Linked DNA regions of Homo sapiens: region 1 is linked to region 2. The links are chromatin loops, found by intact Hi-C in ENCODE. Cell type or tissue: MCF 10A. All regions are shown on one strand. Links, peaks and the distances in the headings refer to the core of each region. The heading gives the core; the rest is flanking DNA. Region 1 has its middle 24 kb from the start of PRMT9. Region 2 overlaps LOC105377475 (a long non-coding RNA gene).

Region 1 (2,918 bases), core at 234-2,733, 690 kb after region 2:
GCCTTCAGCAAGTCGCAGTTTCTGCTCATGGAGGCTCTTGCCTCAATGTTGATTGCTGCTGACTGATCGATCATGGTAGATGTTGCTGAAAGTTGGGGTGGCTGTGGCAATTTCTAAATAAGACAACAATAAAATTTGCTATATTAATTGACTCTTCCTTTCGAGAAAGATTTCTCTGTAGCACATGATGCTGTTTCATAGCATTTTACTCACAGTAGAACTTTAAAACTTGGAGTCAATCCTCTCAAACTCTGCTGCTCCTTTAGTAACCAAGTTAGAATATTTAGATAATATTTCATAAATATTCTAAATGGTTTGTTGTCATTTTGACAATGTTCACAATATCTTCACCAGGAGTAGATTCCATCTCAAGAAACCACTTTCTTTGCTCATCTATAAGAAGCATCTGTTCACGTTCTGTCATGAGATTGCAGCAATTCAGTCACGTCTTCAGGCTCCACTTCCAATTTTGCCATTTCCACCACATCTACAGTGACTTCCTTTAATGAAGTCTTGAACCCATCCCCCCAAAGTCATCTATGAGGACTGAAATGAACTTCTTTCAAACTCCTGTTAGTGTTCATATTTTGATCTCTTTTCATGAATGTCCAGGCAATAGCATGATCTCAGCCCACTGCAACCTCCGCCTCCCAGGTTCAAGTGATTCCCTTGCCACAGCCTCCCGAGTAGCTGGGACTACAGGCACGTGCCACCACGCCTGGCTAATTTTTGTATTTTTAGTAGAGATGGGGTTTCACTATGTTGGCCATGCTGGTCTCAAACTCCCAACCTCAGGTGATCTGCCCACCTTGGCCTCCCAAAGTGCCAGGATTATAAGTATGAGACACTGCGCCCAGCCTGAAATTTAAGATCTTTCACATTTTTCTCTTGCACATAGCAATGATCGGAATGACAGTGGGAACCAGGAGAATAATTTCTGTGCATTTCTTTTTTTTTTTTTTTTTTGAGACAGAGTCTCGCTCTTTCGCCCAGGCCGGACTGCAGCGGCGTGATCTCAGCTCACTGCAAGCTCCGCCTCCCGGGTTCACGTCATTCTCCTGCCTCAGCCTCCCAGGCAGCTGGGACTACAGGCACCTGCCACCACGCCCGGCTAATTTTTTGTATTTTTAGTACAGACGGGGTTTCACCGTGTTAGCCAGGATGGTCTCGATCTCCTGACCTTGTGATCCGCCCGCCTCGGCCTCCCAAAGTGCCGGGATTAGAGGGTTGAGCCACCGCACCCGGCCATTTCTGTGCATTTCTATAGGAAACTGGCTAAGCAAGTTCAGAGTCAAAATCCTTAAGCCACTTCATGGATTTAGGATACAAGAGGAACCTGAAGTTAAAGGACAGAACACCTAAACATACCTCCTGGTGAGACACCTTGCTTTTCTCCCAAACAACTCAGGCTGGACAGACACAAAGATGTTATGGGGCGGGGCGGTGTGGGGGAGTCAGGCTAGTCCCAGGGAATTGTGGAGAGGAAGAGTCAGGTCTCAGAAGTAAGCAAGTAGGACCTGATGCCTAAGCAGAGGGCCCTGGGGCTGTGTCCTATAGTAACATGGATGGGGCCAGAGACTGGAAAAGCCCCAGCAGAGAAGAATGTTTTTCGTATTTTTATCAGGGAGCTATTGACATTGTATATGGACTTGTTCTGCACATTTCAGTATATTTACTATCCCTGCCCTATGCCTACTAAATGCCACTAAATCCCGAAGTCACTGTGACTAGAAATGTCATGCACAGTTCCAAATGCCCACTAGGGGGCCTGTATCACCCTTGATTGCCATTTATCACATATTTGCTAATAAACACACTTCCTGATTAATGTAGTGGGATACAATCGGATATCATAATTACTATTTCTCTTCTTCACAGGTTTTACAGTTTCTCTCCCAACCACCAGGCATCCCTCTTCACCCACTAAATCAAAGCAATTGGTTGCTTCAGGATAAGGGTGACATAGCCAAGAACGAAGATGACAACTGCGTTTCTGAATGGAATTTTAAAATCAAAGGTGAAACAGTAGGCTTTTTATTATAAGAGCCAGGTTTTTGTTTTGTTTTGTTTTGTTTTGTTTTGTTTTAAGAGAGGAAACAAGTTTTCAAAGTTCTAAATAAGTTAGAGCTGGGAGGACTCAGGGCGGAGTGATTATACCATAAACCAAATCATCAGGAGGTATGAAGTTGTTTACCAAAAGAAAATAAAAGTTCAACTTGCTGAAAGAGAATCTGAGGGCATGTTGTCAGAGGCATTTGAACCAGAGTGCCTCCATCTTGAATAGGGGCTGGGTAAAATGAGGCTGAGAGCTACTGGGCTGCATTCCCAACAGGTTAGGCATTCTAAGTTACAGGATGAGAAAGGAGGTCAGCACAAGGTACAGGTCACAAAGACCTTGCTGATAAAACAGGTTGTGGTAAGGAAGCTGGTGAAAACCCACCAAAACCCACCAAAACCGAGACAGTGACGAGAATGACTTCTGGTCATCCTCGCTGTTCATTATATGCTAATTATAATGCATTAGCATGCTAAAAGACACTCCCACCAGTGCCATGACAGTTTACAAATGCCATGGCAATGTCAGGAAGTTACCCTATATGATTTAAAAAGGGGAGGAACCCTCAATTCTGGGAATTGCCCACCCCTTTCCCGGAAAATTTATAAATAATCCACCCCTTGTTTAGCATGTGACCAAGAAATAAGGCTGGGAACAGTGGCTCACGCCTGTAATCCCAGCACTTTGGGAGGCCGAGGCAGGCGGATCACTTGAGGTCAGGAGTTTGAGATTTGCCTGTCCAATATGGCGAAACCTCCGTCTCTGCTAAAAATGCAAAAATTAATGGGGCCTGGTGGCGCGTGCCTGTAATTCCAGCTATTTGGGAGGTTGAGGCTCGAGAAGCATTTGAACCCTGGAGGCA
Region 2 (2,918 bases), core at 235-2,734:
GACAGGAAGAATTTCCCAGGGGTTCCAAGAGATTCATGAAAGGGAAACTGGGGAAGCCACTGGACCTCTGACAGTAATAAGGAAAGGAGACCTAGATTATTGTGGTTTGGATATTCATGGGAGGTGTGATCTTACAACCTGCTGATGTATGGGATATCTGGGTCACATAGGATTGTTGCAAGGTTGAAATGAGATAATGAATAAAAAGTTTTTAGCAAAACATCTGTTTTGTTTTTGAGACAAGGTCTCATTCTATTGCCCAGGCTGGAGGGCAGTGGTGCAATCTCAGCTCACTGAAACCTCTGCCTCCTGGGTTCAACTGATTCCCGTGTCAAGCCTCCTGAGTAGCTGGGATTACAGGCGCCTGCCACCACATCCGGCCAATTTTTGTATTCTTAGTAGAGACAGGGTTTTGCCATGTTGTCCAGGTTGGTCTCAAACTATTGGCCTCAAGTCATCCTCCCACCTTGGCCTCCCAAAGTGCTGAGATTATAGGCATGAACCACCGTGCCTAGCCAACATATGACTTTTTAATAGGATCTCAGGAAATGTCTATTGTAATTGATGTTATTGTTATTGACTATGGGATGGTATGTTAGGGGATTATGTAAGTGTGATGGACCAGAAGGTCATATAAGATATATTCACTAAGCAAATCCTGTAGGTACCCAGGCTTCTGCATATACCAAACAGCACCATTGTATGCACAGACAGACCAAAGCCAGACCCTTCCTTCAGAAAGGACTAGAAAGCCAACTTTCTACTTGTCACTTTCCCAGATATGGACAAGGTTGTAAACACGTGGAAGTATAATTTTTTTAGTGGCAAATTACAAATGCATTCAACAGAGCTGTTTCAGAAAGTCATGAGTCTGTGGGAGCAGGTACCAGCCTTAAATGGTGAATGCATTGAAGCAGTGGTAGCTCTGGGGGAGATGGTCCATTTTTCTTTCATTAGACTCCACCGTAACTTGGTATCTTTGTTTTTCTCCATGGGTTCTTAGGCTCAAAGCCAAAGATAGCCATTTGGCAGAAGCACAGGCCCTAGTGAAACATGTATTGAAAGCAGTCTTCTGTGTTTAAAGACATCTCCCTATACGACAATTGTCCTGGATGTCAGGCACTGTGTTGGAAGGCAAGCTGACACTTGACAGGTGACATAGGCAGTACTAATGGTAGAAATCTGATGAAGCAGAAAACAGAGTGGATTTAAGGAGCTGAGTGAACATCTAGCCAGAAGAAGCCAAGATACAGGGACACCAAGGGCAGAAGATCAGACTCCACATCAGCTTCTCAACATGCTACTCACACTCAATGGTTTACCAACAAGAAGCAGCAGGTGGCAGTGTCCCCCAACATTAGCGAGGCCACAGGTCAGGTGTGGAAGTGGACCAGCTGGGCCAGAAAGTATGAAGCATTCTGATAATACTAATACCTAATATTAATCAAGAAATATTTATCTAGCAGGCTCAACTTTAATGAACTAACTCACTTAACGTCACAACAACTGTATTTAATAGATCATGTCATGATCTCAGGCATGCTTATAGCTTCAGGGTGTTTGCACTTGAAGTTTCCTCTAATCAAAACACCATTTCCCAGGTATATGCATGGCTTACTCCTCATGGCATTCTGACCTTTGGTCAAATGTCATCTCCCCAGTGAACACTGTTCTGATCATGAAAATACTCTACCCCACTGCTTATTCCCTTGCCATCCTTTATTTTTCTGCACAGCTCTTATCTCCCGGAAGAAATGTATGTATTTGTGCATTGCTTATAACCCTTCTAGAACTTAACATTGCACAGTGGAAGGGAACGTTATCTGGTTTGTTGATGGCTATATCCTAGCCCCCAAAATGATACCCTTCCCAAATAATTAGCACAATAAACAGTTGTTGCATGATGAAATATCAATTTATAAAGAAAAAACTGAGTTACAATGAGTTTAAACAAATTACCTGAAGTCTCAAGTCATGCATGCAAAATCAGGCTTGGAATCCAGGCAGTGCGGCCCCGGGACCCCAGTTCTTGCCTGCTATCCATACTGCCTTGTGACTACTTCCTTACGTCATCATCTCAGTCCTGAGACAGAAACAGATCACCTGTGAGCAGGGGAGAAGCACATGGAGCACTGCTCTCTATGAAGGACTGGAAAAGGCCCATATCTGGCTTCCTAGGTCCTCTCTTCCCGCATGAGCCTCTATACATGCTGCTGCTGCTGGGAGGCTGTAGGCTTCTGGCTGGAGGGCAGACCCTGTCTATCTCTCTTTCTCTTGCTGAGCATGAGAGCAGGTAGGTGGGCTAAACCCCTCTGAAAACCTAGATACCAGCAATAGCCATACTGAGAAGAAAGGATGGCAGGACCTCTGTTTGCTACTGCATTTCTAGGCACCAGCCTGGAGTCTGGGGATGCTCTGGTTAAAATGCTTAGCCCCTGGTCCTATTGGCCATACTCAGATCAACCCCTGTGGAGTGTACTCCTGAGCCTCAGGACACAGCGGGCCTTTAGAACTCTCCTGAAGCCTAGGTTTCTCCTTTATTTCTAGTGAACTACCTAGAAAAGTTCGAGTCTATAGGCCTGTGATTTCAAGCTCTGGGTGTGCGCTTGTCTGAGGTATGGAGAAGCTTCCTGAAGAAACACATCAGTCAGTTACACTGGCCATTAAGGAATCTTCGGCACACCCAGCCACTGTAGCCTGAGAGGTAGGAAAGAGACTGAGAGACCGGTGCTGGGTAAGGCACAAAGGTGAGACAGAAAAACTCCACAGATTATGGTTTGTGTGATAAAGAAAGGGGCCAAAGCTCATACTTACATTTAAAACCAGGAACACAGTAGCAGCTGGGTAAAGAATATAATTAAGAATCAAGCAGTGGAAGAGAGGACAGGTATTCTTGACCAGAGCAAGGGCATTCAGGA

Evidence for each region. Peaks named below come from ENCODE experiments on the same cell type or tissue, not always from the same donor. Only the 100,000 strongest peaks of a DNase experiment are listed, where the experiment ranks them.
Region 1: a loop joins it to region 2, with 10 times the contacts of the local background. A loop is called at or near these places in 1 of 110 quality-filtered maps.

Annotation. Positions count from the first base shown.
Region 1 is chr4:147,706,593-147,709,510 of GRCh38, forward strand. No RefSeq gene overlaps it. Among named protein-coding and RNA genes, the nearest start is that of PRMT9, 24 kb to the left of the region's middle. In MCF 10A, for the core only: CTCF peaks have their summits at 1,760 and 1,959; a DNase peak (open chromatin) is centred at 1,759.
Region 2 is chr4:147,017,911-147,020,828 of GRCh38, forward strand. It overlaps LOC105377475 (a long non-coding RNA gene), which reads right to left. Exons shown (of 5, transcript XR_939315.3): 2 at 1,960-2,083. Among named protein-coding and RNA genes, the nearest start is that of TTC29, 74 kb to the left of the region's middle. In MCF 10A, for the core only: a CTCF peak has its summit at 1,353 (motif pointing right); a DNase peak (open chromatin) is centred at 1,341.